Regions from separate parts of the Mus musculus genome. Here region 2 is linked to region 1. A link is a loop called in an ENCODE intact Hi-C map of the cell type or tissue named here. Cell type or tissue: left cerebral cortex. All regions are shown on one strand.

Evidence for each region. Peaks named below come from ENCODE experiments on the same cell type or tissue, not always from the same donor. Only the 100,000 strongest peaks of a DNase experiment are listed, where the experiment ranks them.
Region 2: a loop joins it to region 1, with 2.7 times the contacts of the local background. A loop is called at or near these places in 1 of 42 quality-filtered maps.

The regions. Positions count from the first base shown.
Region 1 is chr4:40,756,017-40,760,016 of GRCm38, forward strand. Smu1 (smu-1 suppressor of mec-8 and unc-52 homolog (C. elegans)) reads right to left here and starts at 1,869. Exons shown (of 12, transcript NM_021535.4): 1 at 1,761-1,869. The coding sequence starts at 1,786. In left cerebral cortex, CTCF peaks have their summits at 1,741 and 2,047; DNase peaks (open chromatin) are centred at 1,311 and 1,910; H3K4me3 peaks cover 1,422 bases; H3K27ac peaks cover 455 bases.
Region 2 is chr4:40,970,175-40,974,174 of GRCm38, forward strand. It overlaps Nfx1 (nuclear transcription factor, X-box binding 1), which reads left to right and starts at 769. Exons shown (of 24, transcript NM_023739.3): 1 at 769-885. The coding sequence starts at 861. In left cerebral cortex, CTCF peaks have their summits at 1,791 (motif pointing left) and 3,211 (motif pointing right); DNase peaks (open chromatin) are centred at 768, 1,320 and 1,859; H3K4me3 peaks cover 1,851 bases; H3K27ac peaks cover 1,482 bases.

The sequences.
Region 1 (4,000 bases):
AGCATTCAGAAAGCAGAGGCAGGTGGATCTCTGAGGCCAGTCTGGTCTACAGAGTGAGTTCCAAGACAGCAAGGACGACACAGAGAAACCCTGCCTCAAAAAAACAAAATTAACAAATTGAGTCATCTAAAATGCTATAAAAAAATCTGGTCTGTTAAAAAATTGAGTTCTAGCATTCTGGAGGCAGAGAAAGAAAGGAAGGTGAATCTCTCTGAGTTTGAGGCCAGCCTGGTCTACAGAGTGAGTTCCAGGACAGCCAGGACCCTGTCTTAAAACAATAACAACAACAATAATAATAACAATAATAATATGAACATGCAGTTATTCCTCATATAGAAGGGTATTCAAGACTCAAAGATTGGTCGTTAAGGCTATTATTAGACCTCAGGGTAAAATATCCTTTGCAGTTCCTGTCCCGACTAACATTATCCAACACGTTTTGTCGCTGTTTTATTTTTCTACACAGGGACCATCTGTTACTGCGTCATATTTTATTTACTGTTTTTGTCTACTGTCTGCCTCCCGCAATCAAAGCATATATTCATTTAAAGACGATTTATAAAGCTGGGGGTTGGCACACGTCTTTAATTCCAGCACTCCGGAGGCAGAGGCAGGTGAATCTGAGTCTGAGACTCACCTGGTCTACAGAGTGAGTTCCAGGACAGCTACGGCTTCACAGAAAACCTTGTCTCAGAAGCAAAACCCAGGAAAAAAACGACTTACATATAACTGAGTTAAAAATATGTATCTCACCGGGCGTGGTGGTGCACGCCTTTAATCCCAGCACTTGGGAGGCAGAGGCAGGCAGATTTCTGAGTTCGAGGCCAGCCTGGTCTACAAAGTGAGTTCCAGGACAGCCAGAGCTATACAGAGAAACCCTGTCTCGGAAAAAAAAAAAAAAAAAAATATATATATATATATATATATATATATATATATATATATATATATCGCTATGAAGAGGCTCAGGCTGGACTCCAGGCCTTCCTACTTGCCCATTTAATACTGCGATCATAGACGTGCATACTTCACATCCAGCTTCAGTCTTAAAAATACATAGCAGGTTTCAGACTCCGCCGACTTAATTAATAAACCTTGCTTTTCTGCAGATCTTCAGAACATGCGTATCTCTCCCCTCCACTCAGAACACAGCTGTTTGCTAATTTCATAATTTAATTTTACTTTTCAAAAAATAAAAGGCGGTGGGTGGAGTCCTGGGGAGTCCAAGCAAGACTCTTCAGTCACTCACTCCCCGCCCACCTGGCTCCTCGTCGCCGTCCCCGCCTTCACTAAGTCTCATTCTTCTGACTCAATCAATATTCAAATTCTGTGTCCACAAAGAGGTTCTCTCTCTCTGCAAATTGCAAACCAAATCAATACACCACACTGGATCTAATCAGATAGGAGAAGCAGCAGAGTCTTTGGGGTAACTAGTGCTTGGACCAGAAGGAAGAGCTGAGGGACTGGCGGACACCCGGGCAGCGCCGAGGGCGGTGTGGCTAGCAGAGGAAACCACAGTAGTCAGGTCTACTCGGTGTGCCCCAGCACAGCCCGACGCCGGGGCCCAGGGGCTCCAGACGGCCCGCCCCACGGCTGCTCTCTCGCGGGCCCATCTAAAGAGGGAGCCAACCCGGAAAGTGCTTCGAGGCCGCAACCTCCGGCGCGCAGCTCCCCCTCCAACGTCCTCCGACCACCCTCCACTCCACCCCACGCCACGCCGCGAACACGCCACGCCGCGAACACGCCACGGCAGGACTCACTCGGAAGACTCGATTTCGATCGACATAGCGGTAACGCTCCGGGTCCAGGCCCCACTCAGCACACAGCCGGTCGCACAACGCCGCGCGACACTTCCGGCGGCCGCGCTGCGACACTTCCGCTCCGTTAGGGTCTAAAGGGCGAAGGAAGAACACGCCCAGGTGGGCGGGGCGTGAGGGGCGGGGCCTCGCGAAAGCGTGGCAGGACTACGAATGCCCATCGGTTTCGCGAACGTACACACAGGTGGAGTCTTTCTACAGCCTTGGCTGTCCCGCCCTCCTCTGCCTCCCTAATGCTAGGATTAAAAGTGTGCGCTATCGCGCTCAGATCCAGCTAAGAATTAAGTTGGAAAAAGCTGCGGTTACGGAGAAAGAAATGTAACCAAATGCGAAGTTATAACAGATCTGAGACTCCTTTCAATATAGAGTTTAAATCATACCTTACTGGTATGGCATGACAGAGCTGAGGACATAGCTCAGTGATCAGAGTGTTTACCTAGCAAGTCAGACGCCCTGGTTCAATCCCCACTAATAAAAAACCATACATAAATATTGATGAATTTTATAAATAAAGGCTAGGGAAAAGGTGGGATGGACATGCAGCTTATAGCTGGCTTCAAACTAATTATATAGTTGAAGATGCCCCTACTTTCCAAGGGCTAGAATTACAGATGGCATCACAGTGCTTATCTCCAATAAGAGCTATTTTAAAATTCTATTGACAAAGTACATATATATGTATACACTTATATATATATACATATTCATACATATACATATACATATATATACACACACACAACACAGTGGCATGTCTATCTTGTGAAATTACATATTGAGATAGTTTAGGGATTTCTAATGGCTCTTGTCTACCTTCCACACAATTTCTTTACAGTCTCCTTTTTTCCCCCCAGTGCTAGGTATCAAAACCAGAGCCTTTCAATATAGCCGCTCATATGCTGTTTATGTTTTCATTTTTACTTGATTTTTGTTTGTTTGTTTTGTTGTATTGTGTTTGGTTTTTGACACAGGATTTCTCTTTGTAGCCCTGACTGTCCTGGAACTTGTTCTGTAAGCCAGGCTGGCCTTGCTGCCTGCCTCTATTCCTGAGTGCTGGGACTAAAGGAGGGAAATTTTTAAAAAGAGTCGTTTGAAACTAAGTAGAGAAAATGACATATGCTACTGTTACAATGAATGGGATCTTCTAAGGTGCTTGGATTAAAGAGGTGTATCACCATGCCCAGCTCTTTCACGTTTCAAATCACCTATTTCCCATCAACTCTAAAGAACACAGTCTCAGCCAAGCAGTGGTGGCACACCCCTTTAATTCCAGCACGGTGGAGGCAGAGGCTGGAAGCTCTGTGAGTTCAAGGCCAGCCTGGTCTACAAAGTGAGTTTCAGGACAGCCAGAGAAACCCTATCTCAATAATAAGTATAATGACTTCTGAGATAGTCTCATTCAGAGCACAGCATAGGAATTTATTTCTTTCTTCTTTTCTCTCTCTCTCTCTCTTTCTTTCTCTCTCTCTCTCTCTCTCTCTCTCTCTCTCTCTCTCTCTCTCTCTCTCTCCCTTCCTTCCTTCCTTCCTTCCTTCCTATCTTTCTTCCTTTGTTTCTTTCCTTTGTTTGTTTGTTTGTTTTCTGAGATTGTGTTTCTGTGTCTCCATGGCTGTCCTGGGATGAGCTGATTCTCCCCTTCCATCACTTGGAAGAATATTGAAGGGAAGATTACAAAATATTGGGAGGTCCCTGAGTCAAGTACTGCTGAGAACATACTGCAGAAATCCCTATGAGAAATGGTTCCAACAGGCAGGCTAGATAGTGCAGGCCCCTAATGCCAGGTACTCAGGAAATAAGGTTAGAAGATCACAAATTCAAAGCCTTCTCAGGCTACAAGGAATTCAAGGGCAACTTAGTGAATGCCTATCTAAAACTAAAAGGTGGGAGGAGGAATGACGATGTAGCTCAGTGGTAGAACTTGCACAGCATGTACAAGGTTATGGGGTAAATCCTCAGTACTTACTACAGAAAACAAGTAATTCCAAACAAATATTCATATTCTCTTAACTTTTTGCTTACTTTAACCTTAGAAGGATCTTTTGGAAACGAAATCTCTGGGATAACATTGTAAGAGTCTCTCTGGAATAAGCATTCCGACACCAGTGAGAGTGGAACACACATTCACCAAAGCCAGGATAGATCCTCAAAGATGCAGAGCCAGCTGCACATTTATTTTATACTCT
Region 2 (4,000 bases), 210 kb after region 1:
GACGCTTGGGGGCGTCTCTTTAGACGCAGCACACACCTATCACACACGGTGGAGGCAGGTCTAAGTGGTTGCTAGGGTCCTGGGGGCAGGCCAGCAGAATGCCTGAATACCAACAGGGGCTACATCAGGACACCCTTTCCCCACTCTCCCCCCCCCTCCAAAAAAAAAAAAAACACAGTAACTTCAAACTGTCTACCTCAGTTGGTGTTCATTTGTATTTGTTACTTGCCTACCGGTTTGTGGCTCATTTGCTATTAGTCCTTTAGATACTGTGTTTCGTTTTACACAGACAGGGATAGGTAGCCCAGGACCTGGAACTCACTACATCCCACTCCCATCCCACCCCCGATCCAGCCTCCCAGGTCCTGAAGTCGTGGGCTACCTAACCCTTGGCAGGTAACCTTTTATTGTTTTGCAGTCTTTTCCTCCACAATGCCCTTTGATTACTACAGCGCCCCCCCCCCCCTCGTCGCCTGCGTGAGCCGCTCCAGGCCGCCTCTTAGCTGAAGGTCATTTGAAGCCGGGCGGATGGCAGGACTTGACAAAAAGGCGTAGCAGCTGGAGAACCCAGCAGCTCTCGAAAAGCAATTACGCAAGTTGGGGGCAGTAGATCCTGCGGTCCGGGTGGGTCTCCTCCAGCCACTCGTGTCCCCCCCGCAAACCCCGCTTGCACCCGGGCCGGCGCATTTGTCTGACGTCCCAAATGCGCCATTTCACTGTGTGCTCAGGTAGCACCACCCCCTTGGCTGTCCCCGGGCGCGTAGGAGCGACTAGTCTCTCGGCGCCGGAAATCCGGGACACGTGACCAGGTGACAGCCTTCGCTCGGTGGCGGGGCTCGCTTGAGGTGCTGCGGCACGGGATGGCGGAGGCGCCTCCGGTCTCAGGTACTGTCCCGTTTCCCGCGCGGGACCCCTAGGGTCTAGCAGTCTAGTCCGAAGGGTGCGGGCCATTGCGGTGGCAAGTGGGGTGCGTGCTGCGCGGGGACAGTGGCTCGCGAGGGCCAAGCCACGCGCGCTGCACGTACGGAACCCTCCTCCATCTTCCACGGGATGGGGAGGCTCGGCCCCTGGGTTTCCGAGGAGAGCGGGCGGGTCCCGGCGCCAAGGGAGCGGACGTGGGCCTCTGGCGCCCCCCGCGGGGCTCCTTCCGGCCTTCCCGAGGCCGCGCGGAGCAGAGTCCGGCGGGCGGGCGGGCGGGCGGACGGCCGGCCGGCCGGGCGTAGGCGACTCTCCGTAGCGGGCCCTGGAGGCCAGCGAGTTTGCGCGCTGTGCTAGGGGTGTGTTCTTTACCTCTCGGAGTGGCGGGTTCCGCGCGCGCGGGCCAGCCAGCCAGCGGGCCCAGTCCTGAGGGGGTGTGAAATCCCATATTGAGGTGCGTGACGTGATCCAGTCTCAGTTACCTCATCTGTCAGCCTGGAGTAGTAAGCTAATTCCCAGACCCTCCCTGTTCTCTCCCTGATTGTTGGCTCACTCTCCCTCCTGGAGCTACCCCTGTGGTAGAGACAGCCTCATTTGACTGTTCGTATAAGCTATTTCCATTTTCTTCAAGGTGTATTGGTCAATCCGGGCTTTCAAATTTTGTGGACAGCAAAAAAAAAAAAAAAAAAAAAAAAAAAAAAAAGGAACGTTTTGCATGGGGTATTAGTACACATTTACCTAAATGTAAATGTGAACCGAGAAGCTGGGGCGCTAGTTCAAGTGTTTAAGAACAGTAGCTCCTCAACAGAGCAGTCACGTTCGCTTGCACAACCACCTGGAAAGCTGTGCGATCTGACGCCCTCTTCTGGCCACGGAGGGCATCAGCAAACACGTGGCATATATCCCGTCCCTGTCCCCCCAAAGCACCCTTGCTAAAACAGGAACACAAGATTAAAAGAAAAGTTTTTTTGTTTTTAAAGTAAACCAAATGTTTCAGTGCTATCAGACATGGTAGCGCACATCTTTAATCCCAGCCCTCGGGAGGGCGAAACAGGAGGATCTTTCGAGTTGGAGTCCAGCCTGGTTTACATAGTTGCAGACCATCCAGGGTTACATAGTGAGATCCTGTCTGGGAAGATGGGGTTGGAGGCCGAGAAGCAGAGGTTTCTTTTACTCTCAACAACATACTCTTAACATTACTATTAAGAAGAAGACCACGATGACGACTTGTCACAACCCACTGTGTAGATTTGACATAATGGCCTGCTCTTCCTGAAAATCACAGCAATGTCCAACATTGGCTTGAATTACAATTGCACTTCTGACAGATTGATGGGCCACTATTAGGATGTGCCTGTACAGGTCATGTTCTTTTCCCTGTCTCAGTTTAAAGAGTGCAAGAACACATTGCATTGGTGTGCCCCAGTCTTGACTTGAATGTAAAAATCTTCTTGGAGAGTGGAGAACTTAGGCAGATACGTTGTCACTCCCCTCCAGGCCTTCACTGGCCCTCTAAACCGAATCTGTTCGTTTTCTCCTCCTCGCCCTGACTTATTTCCACACCCTTGGACATTTGAAGCAGAGCTGAGTGAGGGCTAGCTGTGACTCGGAGTTTTAGCCTCTGGGACTGCGCTCTAGGTTACCACCGACACGCCCCAAAGCATGTGCTGAGTCCCTGTGTTCAAGAAATCCCTGCCTCCTTGGTCTATAGTCTTTGTTCTTACTTTAACATCATTTCTAGCTCATCCACTTCCAAAAGTGGTTCTCAACCTTCCTAATGCTGCAGCCCTTTAATACAGTTCCTCAGGTTGTGGTGACCCCAACCATAAAATTGTTTTGTTGTTGCCTCATAACTAGTTTTGCTGCTGTTATGAATCATAATGTAAATATCTGTATTTTCCAGTGGTCTTATGTGACCCCTGTGAAAGGGTTGTTCTATGCTCCCAAAGACCTCACAACCCACAGGCTGTGATCCATTGCCCTAAGTAAGGTCTTTAAACTGATCCAGGATGAAAATTTCCCCCTTATTTTCAGGCTTTCTAGCGCCAACTGGTTGGATTACTCTCTCATTGCTGTGTTTTGTTGGGTATCTGGTACCCCTTACTTGTATTATAATGATACCTTGGCTAGAGGACATCTCACTAATGGAGGAACTACTACTTAAAATACTGAAATGTGTCTCACTTAGGCCATGGGACAGCTTCCTGATTTATGTGTCCCTTTCCTCAAATCTCTTTTAAAGATTTATTTATATTTAAGTACTTGTAGCTGTCTTCAGACACACCAGAAGAGGGCGTCAGATCTCATTATGGATGGTTTTGAGCCACCATGTGGTTGTGGGATTTGAACTCAGGACCTTCGGAAGAGCAGTCAGTGCTCTTAACCATTGAGCCATCTCTCTAGTCCCCTCCTCAAGTCTCTTTATAGATCTTTCTTTTTAAAAAAAAATTTTTTTTTTTTTACACTGTGCATTGTTATACCTGTGTGAGGGTATTGAATCCCATGGAACTGGAGTTAGAGCCATTTGTGAGCTGCCAAATGGGTGCTGGAAATTGACCGTGGCTTCCCTGGAAGGGCAGCCAGTGAGTTCAGCCATCTCTCCAGCCCTCTTGAAGGGTTTCCTGAGGGTTTTGGCTTAGGTCTAGTAAAAGCACAACTATGTATGGCTATTCAATATGAAACGCCCTTTATCAGGCTTTTGGGCAGCTTTACTGACCTTTATCTAGCCCCCTTCTCCATCCTTGCTTCAAGCAGGAGAGAACTGTACAGCACCTCTTGGCACCATTTTACCCATTCCCACTTGTAAGTTTATCTCATCTTCCCAGAATACCTCTGCCACTCTGAGTTTCTCTAATCCTCTTGCCATTTGTGAGGCTCTTCACCCCACCCTCAGAACACTGCCTGTGTGAAAGTGTTTGCCACAAAGCCTGGATTGAGTGTGAGGTTTCTCTATGGCCTTTGTGAACTCACCAGTTCTTCACTATGTTTCTATGGTACTGCTGCCTTGCCTCTGCCAGGGTGCAGTGTGAATATAAGCACCAAGTCACCAGTGCTGCATGCCATTCTACCATATCCTAAGGCA